Regions from separate parts of the Homo sapiens genome. Here region 2 is linked to region 1. Evidence: read pairs that join two places in POLR2A ChIA-PET (ENCODE). Cell type or tissue: Panc1. All regions are shown on one strand. Links, peaks and the distances in the headings refer to the core of each region. The heading gives the core; the rest is flanking DNA.

Evidence for each region. ChIA-PET counts read pairs that join two places held together with the same protein. Peaks named below come from ENCODE experiments on the same cell type or tissue, not always from the same donor. Only the 100,000 strongest peaks of a DNase experiment are listed, where the experiment ranks them.
Region 2: POLR2A ChIA-PET joins it to region 1 with 23 read pairs; 7 of 35 experiments call an interaction of 5 or more read pairs at or near these places.

The regions. Positions count from the first base shown.
Region 1 is chr3:129,178,067-129,180,976 of GRCh38, forward strand. The region is part of intron 1 of CNBP (CCHC-type zinc finger nucleic acid binding protein); the gene reads right to left. Among named protein-coding and RNA genes, the nearest start is that of CNBP, 4.4 kb to the right of the region's middle. In Panc1, for the core only: no CTCF peak of the experiment used is centred there; a DNase peak (open chromatin) is centred at 1,525; H3K4me3 peaks cover 1,524 bases; H3K27ac peaks cover 965 bases.
Region 2 is chr3:128,983,362-128,986,271 of GRCh38, forward strand. The region is part of intron 4 of CFAP92 (cilia and flagella associated protein 92 (putative)); the gene reads right to left. Among named protein-coding and RNA genes, the nearest start is that of CFAP92, 9.3 kb to the right of the region's middle. RefSeq lists a silencer at 2,822-2,910. In Panc1, for the core only: no CTCF peak of the experiment used is centred there; no DNase peak of the experiment used is centred there.

The DNA.
Region 1 (2,910 bases), core at 231-2,730:
AAGAATTGCTTGAACCCAGGAGGCAGAGGTTGCAGTGAGCCAAGATCGCACCACTGCACTCCAGCCTGGGCAACAGAGCAAGACTCTGTCTCAAAAAAAAAAAAAAAAAAAAATAAGGTCTGACAAGACTTAAGATTTACTGTGAGGAGCCATGTATGCTAAACTAAGAGGTGTAACTATTTTACACATTTTGAACTTATCTTGGAATTAAAGAAACCACAAATGGTTAGTATACTAATTTGTCTTCCTTAATGTCAGTACTTGTACCATACTATTGATACTAAAAACAAATATAGTAAACTACTAAAATCTAACAGTATGTGGTCAAGACTAACAACTAGGGTTCTAATAAATAGAATGTTCATAACTCTGTCCTAGAAAATACATTTAAAATAAAGTAGCAACAGGCAAGTTGGAGATAAAAATGACACTAGCAAAGTAGGGTATGATTCTGGCTATCTTTATTATTTTATATGGTTTTCTAACACAGCTGTACACATTCACATTTGTATATATGCTTACTTTTCGCAAGCTCAGGGTTATCCCTGACTCATTCATGTTGTTCACTTAACTGCATTTAGACCATACTGGAGCTTTTGCCCTCTGAATGTATGTAAGTATGCACATTATTATGCTCCGTTAAGTCAGTTTACTGTCCCAACATGGTACTGAAACACTTCAGATTTTTTTTTTTTTTGAGACGGAGTCTTGCTTCGCCCAGGCTGGAGTGCAGTGGCACGATCTCGGCTCACTGCAAGCTCCACCTCCCAGGTTCACCCCATTCTCCTGCCTCAACCTCTCGAGTAGCTGGGACTACAGGTGCCCACCACGACGCCTGGCTACTTTTTTTTTGTATTTTTAGTAGAGACGGGGGTTTCACCGTGTTAGCCAGGATGGCCCAGATTCTTTTAATAAAAACGAACTATGGGGGCCGGGTGTGCTGGCTCACACCTGTAATCCCAGCACTTTGGGAGGCAGAGGTGGGTGGATCACCAAAGGTCGGGAGCTCAGGACCAGCCTGACCAACATGGAGAAATCCCGTCTCTACTAAAAACACAAAATTGGCCGGGTGTGGTGGCCCGTGCCTGTAGTTCCAAATACTCAGGAGGCTGAGGCAGGAGAATCGCTTGAACCCGGGAGGCAGAGGTTGCGGTGAGCCGAGATCATGCCATCGCACTCCAGCCTGGGCAACAAGAGCGAAACTCCACCTCAAAGGAAAAAAAGAAGAAAAAAAAAGCAATGAAAGGAAGCAATATACTTTCTGTATTACCTGCATTCCAGCCAGAATAATGGAAAACAGAGTACTTACTCGGGAGCAATTCTGTATTTTTATCCTGGTTCCTGAACTTACTGCTTGACCTTGGTTAATTACATCCATTTCCGCCTGCCCTGATTACTTCTTGAAGAGTTTTAACAGCTGGATATCTATGAGTCAGTCATTAGTAAACATATCTATAATCTTACAACCTCACGAGTTATGTATTCTTGCTCCATTTTAATGACAAACTAAACATCTGACACTGGCCAGGGGCAGTGGCTCATGCCTGTAATCCCAGCACTTTGGGAGGCTGAGGAGGGAAGATCACTTGAGGTCGGCAGCCTGGCCAACATAGTGACACCCCATCTCTACTAAATATACAAAAATTAACTGGGCGTGGTGGTGCATGAGGCAAGAGAATCGCTTGAACCCAGGAGGTGGAGGCTGCAGTGAGCCGAGATCATGCCATTTGCACTCCAGTGTGGGTGACAAAGCGAGACTCCGTCTCCAAAAAAAACTAAAAAAACAAAAATTAGCCGGGCGTGGTGGCACACGCCTATAGTCCCAGCTACTCAGGAGGCTGAGGCAGGAGAATGGCTTAAACCCAGGAGGCAGAGGTTGCAGTGAGCTGAGATCCTGCCATTGCACTCCCGCCTGGGCGACAGAGCAAGACTTTGTCTCCAAAAAAAAAAGAAAAGGAAAAAAAAAGTTAAGTGGTAAAGTACACAAAAATGCTATCGTAATATATGACAAAAATGCTATTGTGTAATATTTTTAAGGTAGGGAATTATACCAATTCAATCTCTACTTCAAAATATTACATAAAGGTATTACTACTATATATCTAGTAACTAAGAAAAAAAAAAGCCACGCACATTTGAATTGTAATGCTGTAAGTATTCATTCTGTATTTCTCTTTAGATAAAAATCAAAGTAAAACTAATACTGATAGCTTTTTAAAAGATCTACAGTCATAATAATTTTGAATTCATTCACACAGCTTTCTTGAATCTTAAAAAATATTTTCTTTAACTTCATGGCAGAACTTAGGAGTCTCACCAAACACACAAACACTGGCAACTTGCTTCACTAGTTAACACCTCATTTGTATTTATGGAGCCATTCCAGGTGATCACTGTAGCACTCTCATATTCCTAATTAACAAAATCCTTCTAATTACAACTTAAAATTTGGTGGCCTCAAGTTCTCACTTTATTATCTCAGTAGTTTTAAACATGAAAATGCTGCATAGCTTACTGCAATCACTCAATGGCATTCCCTTGCTGCTGCAGCATCTGACACTGCCAGAACAGGAGTTCTATTAAGTGAGACAGTAAGGAAAGAGCGTTCTCCACATAGCAGGCCAGGATGCCTTGGCATCATTCTTCTGGCTCTCTACTTACTGTCAGGAGGCTAGGAAGAGAAAAAGGAACCAATCTTTTTTTTTTTTTTTAATTTTTCATCCCTGCAAGGAAAAAAAAGCAGAATCTCTCTGTGGTCAAATCTTCAGCCAATAGACAAATCATTCCAATTAGTCCAATGGTGGTTTCACTGCTTTTAGGCACCAGTTTGGTACTATCCCATATACGTGCCACATATTTTTATTGAACTTTAAAAGACAAGTAGAATTGTTGGCAAGGCACGGTGGCTCA
Region 2 (2,910 bases), core at 306-2,805, 190 kb before region 1:
ACTTTAAGGAGGGCAGTAACATTCCCCATCTCACAGATGAAGATCTGACACTGAAGTAACTTTCCTGTGGTCAGAGAGGTAGTCCTTAACAAAGCCAGGACTGCACTCAGAGTGCCTTGTCCCCAGCCAGAGTGTCAGCTCCTCAATGCCTTTCATTTCTATCCCTAGAGGCCTCGCATGCACATGGCAGCCACCAAGAATGGGTAGGATAATGAATGAATGGAGGAAGTGAATTGACAAATGGAGATGAAAGACGCTACAAGAAAGAAGTGGAAAAAAGGAGGTGAAATTGGATTCAGTGTTGAATTATAGATAACATTTTTGGGGAAAGAGATGAGGCTGGGAGCCGTGGAAGAATGCCCAGCTGGCTGGAGGCAGGCCTTACCACAAGGGAGAGCCACGTGTCTGCAGGGACCAGGAGGTGGGCTGTGGTGTGAAGGGGCAGTGGCAGTGAGGAGGAGGCTTGGAAACAGATTGTAAAATGCCTTCAAGGCCAGAACCACTTGGTTCTCTAAAGGCCCTGGGGCAGCCATGAACAGCTGCAGAGCAAGGCAGCACCAGGGCCGAAGGGGAGACAGAGAAAGGCCAGGCCGGCAGGAGAGAGGAGGGGGAACAAACCTGAGTGCAGAGAAAGCCAGAGGGCAGGAGGGAAAAGACAGCTGGGCAGAGAGCTCTCAAGAACAACAGGCGGGGGACACCCACTGGGCACCAGGTGGGGGTGCCCAGAATTGAGAGCATAGGAGTAATTAAATATGACTGGGGGGCTTTGAAAAGAATGCTGTCTTCATCCAGTCCTGAGAAATCGAGCAGACGAGCAGATTAAAGGGAAAAGAAATGCTGAGTGTGATGGTTAATACTAAGTGTCAACTTGATTGAAGGAATGCAAAGTATTGATCCTGCTTGTATCTGTGAGGGTGTTGCCAAAAGAGATTAACATTTGAGTCAGTGGACTGGGAGAGGCAGACCCACCCTCAAGCTGGGTGGGCACCATCTAATCAGCTGCCAGCATGGCTAGAAGAAAGCAGGCAGAAGAACATGGAAGGAGCTGACTTCCTGAGTCTTCCGGCCTTCATCTTTCTCCCATGCTGGAGGCTTCCTGCCCTCAAACATCAGCCTCCAAGTTCTTCAACTTTTAGACTCTTGGACCTACACCAGTGGTTTGCCGGGGGGCTCTCAGGCCTTCGGTCACAGACTGAAGGCTGCACTGTCGGCCTCCCTATTTTTGAGGTTTTGGGACTCGGACTGGCTTCCTTGCTCCTCAGCTTGCAGACGGCCTATTGTGGGACTTCACCTTGTGATCATGTGAGTCAATACTCCTTAATAAACTCCCTTTCATATATACATCTATCCTATTAGCCCTTCCCTCTAGAGAACACTGACTAGTACACTGAGTCAGATTAGGATGTTTCTTCAAGACCAGCAGGCTGAATGCTAACAAGTTCTGGCATGTGACCTACCAGGCATCCAAGAAACATCCTATCCCCTTCATAACATGAGGCAGAACTCTTACAGCATTTCTGCACTCCCAAGAAATAAGAGTTTCTGTAAGAAATCTTTTTACGTGAGAAAAGGCAGGACTTAAGACAACATGTACACTAGATTCACAGGAAAAATGTTAACAATGGCTATCTCTGGACAGGAATCATGTGGTTTTAATTTTTTCTCTTTTTTGCTAGGTGATATCTAAATTGTTTTACAAAGTGAATTCGCACTGCTTTTTTAATGGGGAAAAACTTATTTAAATAAGAAGCAGTGATGCTAAGCTTGGGACAGGGTTCAGGAAGGAGCAGGTGCTGTCATTGCAACGTTTCACAGTGCTAGGCATAGTGGCTCACGCTTGTGATCCCAGCACTTTAGGAGGCCAAGGCAGGAGGATTGCTTAAGACCAGGAGTTAGAGACCAGCTTGGGTAACACAGTAAGACTCAATCTCTATAAAAGATAAAATTTAAAAAGTAGCCATGTGTGGTGGCACATACCCGTGGTCCCAGCTACTCAGGAGGCTGAGGCAGGAGGAATCACTTGAGCCCAGGAGCTCAAAGCTGCAGTAAGCTATGATCACATCACTGTACTCCAACCTGGGCAACAGAGTGAGACTGTCTCAATCAATCAATAAGAATACTCATAGCAGGAGGCCCTAGAACACCTTTTCTCCTTCCTTTTCTGGCCACCAAATTCCCTTTACCCACCCAAACTTTGCTACTATGGCCCTTCCTCCAGGAATCCTTCCTGATACTCCCACCTCAACACCCTACTCCAGTGAAAGCCCACTGCAGGGCAGATACTAACCAGAAAGTCTGGCTCAGCAGATCCAAACAGGCCTGGAATCTGCATGTAAGCATCTGATGCAGGTGGTCCACAACCCACACTTTGAGGACATGGTTCTTTCCTATAGTCCAGGTGAGAAAAATTACCTTGAATCCCATTTTCTCACACTGGAAGCCTACGACTTGTAGTGTAGGTATATATATCAGTGTTTCTCAGCCAGGGGTGATTTTGACCCCCAGGGAACATCTGGCAATGTCTGAAGAAATCTGATTGTCACAACTGGCAGGCTACTACTGGCAGCTAGTGGGTAGAGGCCAGAAATGCTGCAAAACACCCAGCAATCCACAGAACAGCCCCCACAGCGAGGAATTATCTGGCCCAAAATGTCAATAGTGCCAAGAGTAAGAAACCCTGGACATAAATGAAAGACTGAAAGTGGGAAGTTCCAAGCCTCCAAGGTCAGAAAGGCTCCTTGAGAAGGTGGGCTGGAAAATCAGAGAAAAGCAAGGCTTTCCAGCCACACAAAATTGAGGATAATTATACTCGTCTGGAAGGTGCTGACAACGATAATAGTACCATATATCATTGATTCTAATATGTACATCTGTTTTACTTTTTTTTTTTTTTTTTGAGATAAGGTCTTG